Regions from separate parts of the Homo sapiens genome. Here region 2 is linked to region 1. Evidence: read pairs that join two places in POLR2A ChIA-PET (ENCODE). Cell type or tissue: MCF 10A. All regions are shown on one strand. Links, peaks and the distances in the headings refer to the core of each region. The heading gives the core; the rest is flanking DNA.

Evidence for each region. Peaks named below come from ENCODE experiments on the same cell type or tissue, not always from the same donor. Only the 100,000 strongest peaks of a DNase experiment are listed, where the experiment ranks them.
Region 2: POLR2A ChIA-PET joins it to region 1 with 5 read pairs; 2 of 35 experiments call an interaction of 5 or more read pairs at or near these places.

Annotation. Positions count from the first base shown.
Region 1 is chr2:8,566,219-8,574,240 of GRCh38, forward strand. It overlaps LINC01814 (long intergenic non-protein coding RNA 1814), which reads right to left. Exons shown (of 6, transcript NR_110257.1): 5 at 4,230-4,363; 6 at 1-1,733. Among named protein-coding and RNA genes, the nearest start is that of LINC01814, 14 kb to the right of the region's middle. RefSeq lists an enhancer at 5,703-6,282. In MCF 10A, for the core only: no CTCF peak of the experiment used is centred there; no DNase peak of the experiment used is centred there.
Region 2 is chr2:7,785,008-7,793,029 of GRCh38, forward strand. No RefSeq gene overlaps it. Among named protein-coding and RNA genes, the nearest start is that of LINC01871, 63 kb to the left of the region's middle. In MCF 10A, for the core only: no CTCF peak of the experiment used is centred there; a DNase peak (open chromatin) is centred at 3,954.

The DNA.
Region 1 (8,022 bases), core at 1,771-6,770:
CCCCCTGCCTGTCCTCTCCCTCCCATGCTGCCCTCACCTGCTAACCACGATGGGCCTGGCTGACCACATCTCATTCCCAGAAGAAAAGTCTCCAGAGGGAGAGAGTTCAGACTCCTCAACCCCACACTGAGGATGCTCCATGATCCCCAGCCAAGTTTTCCAAATTCATCCACTACACCCCAGCTATACGTTCATAGCAGCTTAAGCCTCTCCACAATCGGCCTATGTCCATCTGTCTCTCCCACCTTGACTTCTGAAGGGCAGAGCCCAGGTCTTATTCATCTTCATATCCTGCCATGCCACCTTGGTCCCCTCCCCAGCACATGACCTTCAATGTACCCAGGAGGCACTCATTGAAGACTTGTTCTATGGAAAGAATAAAGTTGTGGCCAACTACAGATTCTACTCCTAACTCTGCAAAATTGCAGTGCTGTTTGCTACAAAGAAATTTGCAGGCTGGTGAAATGTTCTCGGAGGATCTTAGACCATCGAATTTTTCAAGGCTCTTTTTTAATCTCCTTCAATTCTTGAAAAGACTCTGACCCTTTGACCATCTGCTGCGCACGGAGTCTGCTCTGAATCCACACAAAGGCTTCCCCATCCTGCCCAGTCTCCCAAGGCACAAAATAAAACCAGCTTCGGAAAATGTAAACCCAGAGCAAGGTGATCCGTCACTAAAATTTCCTGGGAGGAAGCTCACCTTCCGTGACCATAAATTGTTGGTGAGCCATCTCACCTATTGTGCGGTGCTCTCCAAACAGACACCTGTTGCCATAGCAACCCTCACATCTGTCGCTACCTTAGAAGAGAACACCTTTTAAAAAGAAATCTACTTAGCAACATGGCACATTAACTTCTGCACCTTCTTACGGACTCTCAGAAATCTAGGCCTGAGTACGCTAAGGTGAATGGTGCCTCTTTGAACAATCTAGAAGACACTGCTTCAGCCAACAGTGGTCCCTTCCTCCACCTGCCCCCACCTGTCTCTGGGTATGAGTCAAGGGCTGGCACTGCACACAGGGCAGTTACACAAGCCGATTGTTATAAAAATAACGCTACGGTTCAGGGTGTTTTGCTCACAGAATTTCACTTAGTCCTAGGGACAGTCTGTGCAGCAAGCACTGTCCCTGCGTTGGTGATAAGGGGCCCAGCCCCAAAGCTCCAGCTTCCTCCAGCGCAGCCTTCTGCCTGTCATGAGGGTGCAGCCACACCTGGCTCAGGGCAGGCCCTCCACACGCTGTGGATCTGCTTGTGTTCCCAACAACCCAGAAAGAAAGATTTTTTTTTATTATCCCTGTTTTACAGAGGAGAAAGCAATCTTGGAGGAGTGACGTATCTCCCCGAGATGCCTCCAGAAGTCAGCGGAGGCACAGAGGCTCACACTCCCAGCTCACATTTCACCAGTGGCTTCCAGGCTGCCTCCCATAAGCCTGAGAAGAGGCTTCCCCGTGTGGCTTAGGAATAAATTCCAATCTCGCAAGAACAGCCCTGTGGCCAGGCTGTCAACTCTTCTGGAATTCTCCATGGAAACATTTCTGCATATTGCAGGGGATGAAGACCAGGGAAGCAGGTAGCAGACGTACACGTGCAGGAATCACCTGCTGGATTTGGTGAAAATGCAGATTTGACTCATGGGTCTGGGCGGGGCCTGAGCAGCTGCATTCTAACCAGCTGCCGGGTGATGCCGATGCTCTGCTCCTCGGCCGCAATTTGACAAAAGGGACACGGCGCCTCTGTACAGAAGAACAGGTACATCAGGTACAAAGATGTGGTGTTGTCCCCAGGACAACCCAGGACTGTTGTGGACTGTGTGTTAAGACCTAGCATTGCTAAGGAAGCTCAGAGAGGGGAAAGGAGGCTGCTGGCCCCAACCTTCCGTGGACTGACTTCTGCACCTGCAGCCCTCCTGGCCTCTGGGCTCACTGTTAGTAGTGGATGTGTCTTCTCCATTTCTGATTGCCTAGTGCTTGGCCTGGTGCCTGGAATATGCTAGATGCCCAATAATATGGACTGAATCACAGCAAAAAGGGAGGGAGGGAGGAAGTAGGTGGATAGGTTTGATGGAAAAATGAGCACTCACATCAAGCAAGATGCTGAGGTGTGATCTATGTTGGTAACATTATATAAGGCTTGCACTTGCCTATGATGGACACAAAATGGATACTCTATGCCAAATGATTGACAGAAAGAACAGGCCCACTCACGTGGCTTTATGCATTTCTGTAGCTCCACAGGGTCGAGACCCCTACCTTGCCTATGGCGGTCTTCTAGAACCAGAGAAACCTCTGGATATTTGAAAGACATAAGGGGCTGTGTTGGTAAATTTTATGTGTCAACTTGGCTGAGTCACCATGCCCAGATATTTGGTCAAACATTATTCTCGATGTTTCTGTGAGGGTGCCTTTGACTGAGATTGATATTTAAATCAGTGGACTTTGAGTAAAGCAGGTGACCTTCCATCGTGTGTGTGGGTCTCACCCAATCAGGTTAAGGCCTGAAGAGGCTAAAGAGTGACCTTCCCCGAGCAAGAAGGAATCCTGCCAGGCCTCTGGGCTTGAACCACAGCCCCAAACTTTCCCAATCTGCATCCTGCTGGCCAGCCTGCAGATTTTCTGGAATTTACACAATTCCGTAATTTTGTAAGCCAAATCCTTAAAATAAATCTCTCTATATACACACACATGTTGTTGGTTCTGTTCTCTGGAGAACCCTGGCTAATACAGGGCAAGAAGGTGCTACACTCTGCAGCAGACAATACACTGCTCATCCCACAGGACACTAACGTGTAACACGTGGCCTTCAACAGAGACTGGGGAGTCACGGTACATCTCTAACCCAGGGGAAGAGGCCGCTGTGCCTTCAAACGGTGGCTGTCACACTCCAGTGTCAGCAGAGGTGCTATTAACAGGGCACCCATGAGGAACACTTCCCGGGATCCCAATTCAGAAAGTCCACAGGATCATATTTCACCCTGCACACCCAGTCCCAGATGAGTCCAGCATCCGGGACCCTCAGATCACATTTTGAGGGTGAAAGGGAAAGAGAAGGAGGGAGGTCAAAAGGGAGACAGCGAGGAGGGAGGTGGGGAGAGAGGAAGGAAAGAAGGGAAGGAGAGGGGCCGGGAGGAAGGAAGAGCTTTGTTCCTAGTGCAGTTTCCCACTCACCACTCCCTCTGGAGCACCCACCAATCTGGGTCAGTGCAGCAGCCAACCCCCGAGGGCATGGCTGTGATGCCAACTCCTCTCCCACGTGGGTGCCACCTCCCATCAATCTCCCATCACCCCTTCCCAGCACCACAGCCAGGCCACAGCCATCAACCCAAACCCCACTCCTCTGACCACCACACCCCACCCATTGCCAGCTGGAAAACTAGCCCCAGTGCTCACCTGGGAGCACCCTTGCTTTTCAACTGCCATACCTGTCTCTCTGTTCAATCCACGGCCCTGAGCTGGATGGAGGGTCCCGCAACAGACAGAATGGAATGGCCCTGCCATGCACCTGCCACATCTGCCACGCCCTTCCCGAGATGCTGCACAACACCCGTGTCCCCTCTGCAGTGCATGGGCAGCTGCAACTCCACTCTGTCCTCCTCAGGGTGCTCCCGGCAGCCCACAGGCCCCCAGGAAATGAGCCACCGGGATAGTGAGCCCTTGGTCATCCACCCAAAACACAGCACTCGTCCCTTTTCTAGCAGAGCAGGGTGACTTCACCACCCTATGGTCACCAAGCACAGGGCATTCCCGACCCTGCGATGGGAGCGAAACATGAAAGCCCTGGAAAAATCGAGTTAGGAGAGAGGAGGAGGAGGGAAGGGCATTGAAGACCATTTCCCATGCGAGAAACCACCCTCTGGACAAGGCAGGAACCAATTGGAAGACTCAAGCAACTCCCCAGACTCACTGGAACTCAGAATCCTGCACTTTGCAACCTCCATTACTGATTGTAAAAGTGGTGATATTTGTAAACAGCATCCTCACAGAAGGTTTCCCTTTGGTTTGTTTAATAATTACTGTTTAAAGAAAGTCATGACTTCATCAAAAAACAAAAACAAAACCCCAGATGCGGCATTTGAATAGTTCCTGGGGAAATTTAAGTCATGGAGAAAAGAAAGATCACGGGAAAAGAATCAACTGCATTATTTTTTTTAAAAATGGCCTAAATTAGAACAGATCTCAGGAATGGCTTCCTAAGATAGATTTCTGACAAATGAAAACACAACATGGGCTCACCCTCCTGGGAGAGATGGGGGCTCTGCGGTCGTGGTTGATGCGTTTAGTTTGTTTTGCTTTCGCGAAGTAGGAGCTCATTCACTCTTGATTCAATCCATCAGGAACACGAAAGCAGATTGTGTGCAGGGAGAGATCTACAAAACAGAGATTCCAGAACCTCAGCTGCCTCCCTTCCAATGGAGTCCACTGCTTTGAAGCTCTTCTTGAAGCACACATCTCTCTCCACCAAGGACCACACACAATGTGGTTGAGTCCCCTTCCACCAAACACCCTAAAACATGGGGGCCTCTGGGCCCCCTTAGGCTCCTGGAAAACCCCTTCTGAGATGACTTGGCAACTGGGGGCCCCGGGGCCTGGGAACCTTGGGTCAGGCACAGAGGCCAAGTGGCCCTGCAGCCGGTGCGGACCATTCAGGGCTGGCTTAGCGAGCGAGCGCAGGGCCCGCATTCACAGGCACAAAACCTCGCTGGTGGCACTGGGCACGCAGCCCTTCCTGTCGCCAGACGAGACTTCCTCGACATTGCTCCCATACTAAGAAGCACCGCGTTTCATTCAACAAACCAAGTGTGGATTTGATAGCTGTAGTTACTATAGAGATGCGAGGTTTTCTGCAGGGGAAGGAGCCCTGGCGGCTTGACCCCGAATCCTTCACACAGCCCACAAAGTAGCCAGATGCTCCGAAAGAAATGATGGGAGCTGGACAGGAAATGACGGCCAAGGCAACAGCCTTGCTTTCCCATCTGCGTCGAGCCCGCCTTTGTTTTGCCATCTTTTCACCCCATTTTTAATCTATGCCATGTTCATATATTGTGATATCTTTATAAGCCATCAGAAACTCTTTTCTTGAATGAGGAGAGAGGTGATGAAATACAAGAAATGGAGTGACCTGAAAGGAAATAAGCGGGTGGCTGCAGACTGACGAAGGTGGGAACTCTGGGTTCGCGGTGATGCTCCTGCATGCCTCTTACCTGGGGCCTCTGCGTTCTAGGCAGAGGCAACAGCGTCATGGACTTTAAAGAATTTCTAGCTTTGATGCCTGAAGTGCTTCTAGAGAGGTGTTCCTTTTTTTTGAGACAGAGTTTCGCTCTTGTTGCCCAGGCTACTAAGCAAAGAACTAACGTCAGAATTCCCTAGGGTGCCAAAAACACACCCACAAAACTAAAATCCACATCCCCAGGCCCCCACTGACTCTGTCTCAGGGGAGTAGGACCCCGAATCTGCACTTTCCCCAGGTAACTTGAGCTCAATGCAGCATGAGCACCGCTGCCCTAAAAGGCAAGTGCCCAGCCCCTGCCATCTGCCAGCAGCTGCCCCACGCTGACCGACTCTCTCCTCCCCACATCGAGGCCCCATAGGTTGGGCTCATGGCCTCCCTCGCCTCTCCCAACAACACCTGTGTAGCCTGGAAGCCACAGCTGTGTGATGCCCTCTTTCCTGACCCCTTGTGCATGGCCCTCCTTCTCCCATTCCCCCTCCCCGCTCAGGGCCCCCAGGGCCTTGCAGAAGTCCCACCCCAGCACGGGGACACTGTGGGGGCCCCAAGTGGCTCCAGGGTTAGTCACCTCCACTAGTCTGCCAGCTCCATCAACAGCCTCATCCTGGTCTTCACTGAGCTGCAGACTAGGCCGGGTGCATAGCGAGTAAATGTTTGTTGAACAAACAGATGGGTCTTTATTACTTTCCTCCAGGAACTCACTCACCCTGTGCTGCTCCCAACCCCAACACACAGCCTGTGACAAAACAAGGCCCCATGGAACCCTGGCTAGACTGCAGTTCGGGAGCCGTCTGCCTCTGGCTAGGTATTTCCATGTCTTTGAGTCTGGCTCCTACAGCAGCCTCTCTCTTTCTGTAATCAAAACGGGACTCATGCCGTGAGCCTCAGCTTAAATGCCACCTCCTCTAGGAAGCCTCCTTTGATTTCCTCCTATTCATTCCAAACATTTCCTGAGTGTCTGCACTCAAGGACTGCTGGGAAGCGCCTTGCTGCTTCCCTCCTCTGGCCTTTGTGGATGGCTCTTATTTTACTCCTGTGTCTTTGGAATTACATATCACACACATGCAACACATAAGCACACAAATACATGCACACACATGCACTCACACACACCCTTCAACAGACGAGTGAGGACTGAGTCTTGCTCATTAGTCCAGAGATTTACAGGGAAAAGCTTCCCAGAAAGGTTTGTTGAATGAAGAAAGCATAGAAGGAAACCAGGCTCACAGAAGGGGAACCTGGGTAAGTCCAAGGAAGGGAAGCTAACAGCCTAAGCCTAGTGGCTTCTCTTGACTGTACCCTTACTAGTGACAAAATCAAAATCCACAGTTGTAAATGCCACAGCTGGGAAGCACAGCCAGGTGCATCTGGCTTGGGAGCCCACACCCTCCCCACAACCTCTCCTGCCCCAGCCCACCTGCAAATGGAGCAGCAGGGTCTAGAGCTGGCCTCCCCAGGGCTCTATGCTAACCACAGCGAGGCTCTGCGTGCGGGTCATGCCAGCTGCCTGGGACCCACAGGGGCGTCCGGGGCCACTGAGGGAGCAGAGTGAGAGGAACAGCTCCAGCACAGTGCTGGAATTCAGCCCGCCCAGAGTCCATCAGCACAGTGCTGGAAGTCAGCACGCCTAGATGCCAACGTCGGGTTCTACCGCTGACTAGCTGCGTCTTGGCCATGTTATTTCACTTCTTTGTGCCTCAGTTTCCTCACTGGTAAAATGGAAAGAACAAGAAGAATAATGTCTACATTATGAGAGCGTTATGCCATTTCAGTGAGGTGATACTTGTGCCAGCTCCGCGAAGCCAGAGGCAGACAGCCTGCACTGAACGCTGGGGTGATGATTACATCAGCCACCACGTATCAAGCACCACCGTTCCGGCCCCTCTCTTATCCTTTGCTTATTTAATCCCCACCACTAGCCTCTAAGGAAGTATTCACATCCCCATGTGCAGAGGAGAAATCGGAGGTGGTTTGACTTGCCCAGGGCCACCCAGGTAATGAGGGGTTTGGACCGAGGATCCCGGCCTCCACAGTTGTCACATGGCTGTCTGCCTTTTGCAGGTCAAAATTCCCCAGCCAGAGCCAGGTCCCCCGCAGAAGCTGTGTGTCCTGTCTGCAGCGGGAGGCCAGGCCTGCCTGGTGCTCACATTCCCCAGGTGGACTGTCTGGGAAGAACCGCCACCCCCTGGGCTTGTGGGAGTGAAGGCCTGTGCAAGGTGGTGGGGGAAGGGCGAGCCGGACAGAAAAGCCCCAGGTAATGTAAATGGAAACTCTAACCGACAGCCCTGCACCTGGTGTTTTTGCATTTCCCAATCCAGCTGAAGGGATTGTGTGTGCAGCTTTGAGCTCACTCCTAGGCCGAGGTCAGGTGTGGCCTGGAGGAAGCAAGCAGTGGCCCACGTCGCGAGACAGCCGGTCTGCACCGCAAAGCCACTTCACGTCCCAGCCTGGGAATTCTGGGATGGTGCTTGTTTCAACCCTGTCCCTTGGGTGACCTGGAAAACACCTGGGTGTCACCCCCACCTCAGCTCTAAGCCGGTCATTCCCGGCCAAAGCAGGAGAACTCTCTCAGCTCCAGGGAGGAAGGAGTGACGCCTGCTCACCCTACAGACACGTGAGGGATTACAGGGAGGCCCAAAGCCACTTGTCCAGCTGCAAACTGCAAAGGTCACCCTCCGCACACTCTCTTCCCTGAAGCCCCTGCACGCCGCTGGGGACCGGAGCATGTGGTTCTCTCTAATGACAAATATGCGTGTCATCTACCCCCAAAATACAGCAATCGCCAGGAAAGCGAGGTTC
Region 2 (8,022 bases), core at 1,970-6,969, 780 kb before region 1:
GAATTGAATTCAGATCACATTGTGGGAATGATATTTTTTGGGTGACTGTTGAATTCATAAATTGCAAAGGCCACCATCCTAGGGTTCACGTTTGTTGGAGGATATATGGCAGGTAAGTAAGTTGAGGTTAAATCATGAATTTCAAGCCAGGGACTTTTAGGTTTTCTATTCTAAGAGAAGTGGAAGCTATTCCACAAATTTCATAGACTCTATGATGATCAGATTGGCAGAGGTATATCATCCTAGATGTATCAGGTTCTGCTTGGATGTGTGGGGTATGTGAGATCTTGGAGCATTGGGGTATAACCTGAATTTGGGGAGAAATCAAAGCAAGCTTGAACTCTCAACTTTATTGTCAAATAAATAAAAATTAAAATTAAAAAACGAGTAATTGCCCGGCATGGTGGCTCACGCCTGTAATCCCAGCACTTTCGGAGGCCAAGGAGGGTGGATCACTTGAGGTTGGAAGTTTGAGACCAGTCTGACCAACATGGAGAAACACCGTCTCTACTAAAAATACAAAATTAGCTGGGCATGGTGGCACATGCCTGTAATCCCAGCTACTTGGGAGGCTGATGCAGGAGAATCGCTTGAACCTGGGAGGCAGAGGTTGCGGTGAGCCGGGATCGCACTATTGCACTCCAGCCTGGCAATAAGAGTGAAACTCCATCTCAAAAAAAAAAAAAAAAAAAAAAAGTAATTGAGCCCTTTGAGCCCTTTACCCAGTGAAGAAAGAGCAGAGTTGCTCATTCCCTTTGGCTTCTCTTGAAAGAAAAGGTGAGTAGCACAGTTATTTCTTCATAATCTCTTTAAAGGGCTACTTGTAAGTACATTTCAAGTAGCACAATAGTGATGAGCCGACGCTGTGTATTACAATCTGCTTTTACTTACTACAACCGAGTCCCTCAGTCCAGTTGCACAATGCCAGCCACTTCAGCTTTCCCATATGCAAATACGATTCAGGAGCTCCCTCTGCAATGGGATCAAGTAAAAGAAAACATTTTTTACAGTTAAAAGAAAGCAATTTATATAACCAGGAATTGAAGATGCTTTAAAATTTTAATAGTAAGTAGGAATAATACTAATTTCTTAAGAAAAAGTAGGACAGGCCAGGAGCGGTGGCTCACGCCTGTAATCCCAGCACTTAGGGATGCCAAGGCAGGTGGATCACCTGAGGTCAGGAGTTTGATACCAGCTTGGCCAATATGGCGAAACCCTGTCTCTACTAAAACAAAACAAAATAAAATACAAAAATTAGCTGGGCGTGGTGTCAGAAGCCTGTAATCCCAGATTCTCAGGAGGCTGAGGCAGGAGAATGGCTTGAACCTGGGAGGCAGAGGTTGCAATGAACTGAGGTCACGCCATTGCACTCCAGCCTGGGTGACAAGAGAGAAACTCAGTCTCAAAAAAAAAAAAAAAAAAGAAAAAAGAAAAGAAAAGAAAAGAAAAAGTAGGATTAATTCACTATTTATGTTTCAAGTGCTATTCTAAGGACTTTATAAACAGCCTCTCTAATTCCACAATAGTCCCAATAGGTAGTTGTTATTATTCCCATTTTATAGATGAGAAAGCTGAGTTCTGAGGATCATTACATAGTGGCTGTGGCAGGTGAGATCCAGCCACATTGAGCTTGAAACAGGGTTGTGATACTGAATCTGCCTTCCTCGTGGTTCAGCAGATGGAATCCTTTATTTAGAGTGGAAAGAAACAATTGTCATCTTTAGGCATCAGTCTGTATGAAATTAATATTTCCCACCTCCCTCTTCTCATCTGTAAAGTGGGGACTAGGGAACATCTTCAGCTTATTTCCCAAATTCTCGTTAAGGACCACCTGAGGGAGGATAAACAGCAGAATGAAAATAGCAAAACACAACATGACATCTTGGAGCTCTGTTCTAGCTGATCCACAAACATTCCACGACACTTGAGATCTGCTGCTGACTTGAGTGAGCGGATATCTTCAGGAAATAATTAGCCCTTCCCAGTAACAAAAGAGTAGGTAGGGCTCTGGAGTTTGGGCACCCAAACACAGAACACTGGGACTAGAAGGTTTTGTGAAGAATTGAAAAAAGAAGTTATCATTTATGGTATTTTAAATCTTTCTTTTTAATCAACATACATGTAATATTTTTCCAAAGTCAGGTTTCTCTTCAGATTGGTGGTGGTATTTACCATTTCTCTTATTTTTATTTATTTATTTATTTTGAGATGGAGTCTCGCTCTGTCGCCAGGCTGGAGTGTAGTGGCACAATCTCTGCTCACTAAAACCTCCCCCTCCTGAGTTCAGGCTACTCTCCTGCCTCAGCCTCCCGAGTAGCTGGGACTACAGGTGCGCACCACCATGCCCAGCTAATTTTTGTATTTTTAGTAGAGGCAGGATTTCACCATGTTGGCCAGGATGGTCTCGATCTCTTGATCTCGTGATCCTCCTGTCTCGGCCTCCCAAAGTGCTGGGATTACAGGCATGAGCCACCACACCCGGCCGTCAGCCATATTTACCATTTCTAATCTACGACGTAAGTAATCTCCATAAACCACTCTACCTCACGTATGTTAGTGAGGCCCCATACACTGAACATTGTCCATCAATTGTTTCTCTATTTGCTGTTAAACATTTTAATAGGGTCTTCTCAAAACATAACAAGATGCTTTGATATTTTTGTTTGTTCTTAAAATTAGGAAATATGAAGAAAGAAAAGAACTGAAGTGAGCTACCTTGGGGCCTTAGAGGGAAGGCCAGCAGTATTGTCAACCCATTTGGTTCTGCCAAATCATGATGAAAGTAATGGCCCAACCCGGCTGAGAGTAAGCCCCTGTGTTTCTCTGCAGCAGATGACTGAGAAGCAGCCAGGCTGGTCCCCATTCTGAGCTGCAGCCCAGCCTGCTCCTGTTCACTTCCTCTGTCGTTCTGGGAGGTTTGTCAGCTTGCACCTCTTCAGCTCCTTCATGCTGACATCATGTTGGAAAAGCCACTTTACTTCTTAGAGATTCAAATAACCCAAGCCTTGCTTGACTTGCTTCTCAGGACAACAGAATAGACACCAATCAGAAACTCCATGGCAGTGTGAACTGTTTTTACCTTCCAGGCCCTGCCTTTCTCTGCTGGCTGTCTTCATCGGGATCACACCAGAACTTCTAGCTTATCACATCTTTGCTTGACTAACTTCAATTCATCCTCTAAGACTTAGCTCAGGTATGACCTGCCCTGGGAAGCTCCTTTGAGACCCTCACTGCCCTCCCAGGGCCATATGCTGATTTTCTCTATGACAATTTTACATTAAAGCCGTGTGCCCATTTTGCCTACTAAACTTGGAGCTTGTTTTGCAGAGGGAAATTCCCTAATGATCTTAATGGTACTCTCTGTTAGCCTGAAGCCTGGTATCCTGTAGACATTGATTCTTATAATAATATTGATGAATGAATAAACAAATGAGAAATTGTGAAGATGGGGCATTATCTTTCTAATGATCATCACTGTATTTGGTGTAACCATTCATATTCATTTAATGCCAAGATATAGTAGCAAGTGCAAAGGTATACTGCCAACTGTGTGAAATGCTATTGATAGATACTTCTGCTGAAACCATGTACATTATATGCTAATAAAATAAACTAAAATATGTCTTGTGTTCCTCTAAGTGCTTTGCAAATATCAACTCATGTAACCTTCATACAACCCTATGTGGTATATGCTATTATTAACCTCAATTTTCAGATGGAGAAACAGGTATAGAGAGTTAAACACCTAGTTCAAGACCGAAGAGCTACAAAGAAGACAGAATTGGAGTTCAGACAGTCTTTGCTCAGGGTACGTTCTCTGCCCAGGCAGGGCGGGCATTCCTAGTGGGTCCTTCTCCCTTGCCTCTTTGAGGTGACTCACACCCTCTTTGGAGCAATTGCCTGATTTTATTGAAAGTGTCCATTTTCATTTTGGCTTGGTCTAGTAGACCGTGAATTCTTTAAGAAAGGTCATATTTCCCCACATCTTTCAGAATTCCTGGCACGTAACGGGTGCTGATTTTTGTTTGTTTTTTGTTTAATGAGTAGACGATCAAAGATTCATTGAGTTGTGGAATCATCACATACCTCTGGAAGAAGCTGAGAGAAAATTTTGCGAGTTGCAAATGCCAGCTTAAGTGTTCAAATTGGTGCTTCCCAGCTTCACCACAGGGATGTCCTGTGTCCAGTGAGATAAGAAAAGTAGTTCAACAGAAAGTGACCCTCTTGTTAAATGTTTATGAAATGTAAAACATGGTAGTAATGGTCCTCTTTTACATCAGCTAAATAAATTATGTTCTTGGTCCACCCACCAGTGGACTTTTATGTCTTGGTTTCCTAACTACAAATTAATTCTGAGTAACATCTTCACTCAAACTTCCTGATAAAATAATCATATGCAATATAAAGGGGCCTTGAATTTTCCCTTAAGATTATAATTTCAAAGTCATTCTAGAATTGAGAGGAAAGAGAAGGGAAAGAGGGAGAAAAGAACCAAATAGCTATTTCAGTAAAGAGCACTTTCCTGGCTTTGGAGAGAATACAACAAAGGAGTAATCCTGCAATGGGTGAATACAACAAGCACAAAAGTTACAGTCTATGGACTCAGTCTGTAGGTGAAGACTGTGGTAATGTAGGAGGCTACATCGGTGATCCAGGCTGGCTTTTCCAAAGCCTGCTTGTGAAGATATTGGATTCCAAAACCTGAAAGATATTAGAGTCTCCTAAAGCTTTGCTCTGCCTGAGGCTTGCATTCCCCTGTGAACTCAGAATTTAGTGAATTTAAATCCACATGGACTTTAGGAGGCTTTGAGCTAGGATGAAACATGGACTGTCATTTTGAAGGTTTTTGCAGATATATTAATTTATCCTGAACTGCAGATGCAGGCACATTCAAGAGGCCTAACCTGTCTATCTCATCCAATTAGGGACCAAAGTGTATTGGAGTTCACATAATTCAGTCTCCCATCTCTATGTAGATACTTCCCAAACCACCCAAGGCTGAATGTAAAAAAGTCAGTTGGCAGTGAAGGATAAGACTACATCCTCTCTCCTGGAGCCTTTTCCATGTTCTTTCAGAACCTCATGGCTATGCTGCAATCACCTTATTTAACTCTTAAGTGGTAAGCAAGTGTCCTTAAAACAGGCCCAATCTGGGCCAGGCATGGTGGCTCACACCTGTAATCCCAGCACTTTGGGAGGTCAAGGCAGGAGGATCACGAGGTCAGGAGATCGAGACCATCCTGGCTAACATGGTGAAACCCCGTCTCTACTAAAAATACAAAAAAAAAAAAAAAAAATCAGCTGGGTGCAGTGGCAGGCGCCTGTAGTCCCAGCTACTCGGGAGGCTGAGGCAGGAGAATGGCGTGAACCCAGGAGGCGGAGGTTGCAGTGAGCCGAGATCACGCCACTGCACTCCAGCCTGGGCTACAGAGCTAGACTCTGTCTCAAAAACAAACAAATAAGCAAAAACAAAACAAAACAAAACAAAACAAAACAAAACAAAAAAAATAGGCCCAATCTGAGTCCACACCCTTCCCTGACATTTCCTTCCAGGATAACTGTATTCCCATCTCTCCAAATCTGCTGTCTTTATTTCTTCTTAATCCTTCCCCAGATTTACTCTTTACCTGATGCAAGCAGGAAAATTTAGAAAAATGATATTTTCCAAAATATGTATCTCTCTAATTAAAAATGTGGTAGTAAGGTCAGTTTGGTAAATATTTGTGGAGTTCCAACTCTGTGTCCGACAGTAGAAGAATACGAAGAATAACAAGTCACAGCCACTGCATGAAGCGTAAAGACATTAAACCAAACATACAGAAACAACTGCAATGTAAATAAGAACTCTAAAGGTTCTAATGGGAGAGAACTCATACACTTAGGCCTGTGTTCCCCAAGGCATGCTCCATGTATCTTCTGCATCAGACTCATCTGAATGTTATTGAAATGGACGTTTTGAGAGTCTACTCCAGACCTGTGGAATCAGAATCTCTACAGGCAGGACTTGGAATTCTTTACTTTAATCAACACCCACAAAACCAAACGTTTTGTTCTCTGAATGACTCAAGAGAGTCAGAGATCTGCTTGGAGGCAGTAGAATTAAAGATGGTTGCAATTTCAAAAATAAGAAATGCAAGAAAGGGATTTTGTGCAGAAGGAGCAGTAAGGCACCGCCGGGCGCGGTTGCTCACGCCTGTAATCCCAGCACTTTGGGAGGCCGAGGCGGGCGGATCACGAGGTCAGGAGATCGAGACCATCCTGGCTAACATGGTGAAACCCCATCTCTACTAAAAAATACAAAAAATTAGCCGGGCGTTGTGGCGGGCGCCTGTAGTCCCAGCTACTCCGCAGGCTGAGGCAGGAGAATGGCCCGAACCCGGGAGGCGGAGCTTGGAGGCACCGAAAAAAAGCCTTGGGAAGCATCCTGGGAAGGAATGCACTTTGGCTGGAACATACTGTATGTGAAGATGAGCCGGGCAAGATGAGCCGGAACGTGACATTGGGTCTTCTGCCCTAAGACTATTACTTGTTTGAAGACTGCTAAAGGGCAGACTGCACTTCTGTTAAGTTTGGTTACGACTCTAATCTCATGAGGATATTTAATTTATTTTTCACTTCAATTGGTTTCTTAGCATGATATTATGGTATAGTGAAAACAACTTCAGTTTTTTATTTCTGATTTTGTTTTCCTTAAACCAGCATTGATGTAAATTCTAGCCCCATCACGTATTAGCTTTATGATCTCATGCTAAATCAGAGCCTCAGTTTGTGCACCAACCAAATGGACATAACAACAACCAGTTGTCTTTAGGGATTAGCAGTAATGCACAGTAGTGACCTGGGATATAAGAAGCACTCAATAAAGGGAAGCTATCATTGAAGAATTATTGAACTTTTAGGACATCGGGAAAGAAGCTTGGTTTTTCCTGACCTCTCCTTGGATCTAGCAAATCACCTTACGATTTTTATCTTCAGATTCAACTGTCTACCTGGTGTATTTACGATCTCACTGAATTTCAACTTCTGAAACTCTTTTAAAGCCATGTCAGCCAGGGACAGCGTTGAGTCCTTGTGTTAGGATGGCCTGGTGCCAAGGCAAATGTTTAAGCTTGGCTGAGGGCTTGACAAGTTGCATTCAATGAATGTTCTACGTTTTAAAGAAAATGAAAACCCAGGAGCTTTTTTGGGAACAGAGGGTTGGCTTCTCAGCTGGTGGATAATAACCACACAGGTGCACTGCCTCCCAGTGACGCGGGGTGAACATTTGACCCATAGAGCCTGGTGAAGCCATCCCTGGGAAAGCCTGAAGCAAGTGCAGCTCTGAGTGTGTGCAGCTCTGTTTGACTTGGCTGCAGTCCCCACAAACCTGGTGGGGGGTATAGCCCAGAGGAAAACAGCCTTGACACTGACTCTGGTCACTGCCATGCTCTGGGCCACCTGTGGGTTTCACAACCCACTTTCCCTTGCCCACAGCATCCCAGCCAGTTAGTGTGTATTCCCAGAAAAGAAAGATCCCATTGCTCTCTTGCTCCAATGCTCAGTATCTGCCCAGGGTCGACGCCTAAAGGCACTCACCTGTGTACACCTCTGAGCACAGGCGCTGGGCCAGCTGCACCATCAGAAATCTTTGTTGATTCTGAGTCTCTCTCCTATTTCCAAGCATCAATAAATATACAAGTTCTATTGCAATGGGGAAGAAACTAATGTTCAGTAAGCACCTGCCTCCAGCCAGGTGCTTTCACAAGCAGTACTTTGTTTAATCTTCTAAGCAACTGTATAAGAAAGGTGTTAATATATTTATTTGATAAAGATGGTGAGGTTTCGAAGTCTTAAGTAACTTGAAAATGAGACATCAGAGGAGAAAAGATTTGGACTCAGCATTCTGACCCTGAGTTCATGATCTTTGCCTTCACTATGCTGCCTCAATATGTTCTAGAAAGAGCAGTGGGTCAGGGGAGGAGAAATCTGGATTCTAGCCCAAGTTCTCAAATTGGCTAGAGACGAATCGCTCCCTCTATTTCA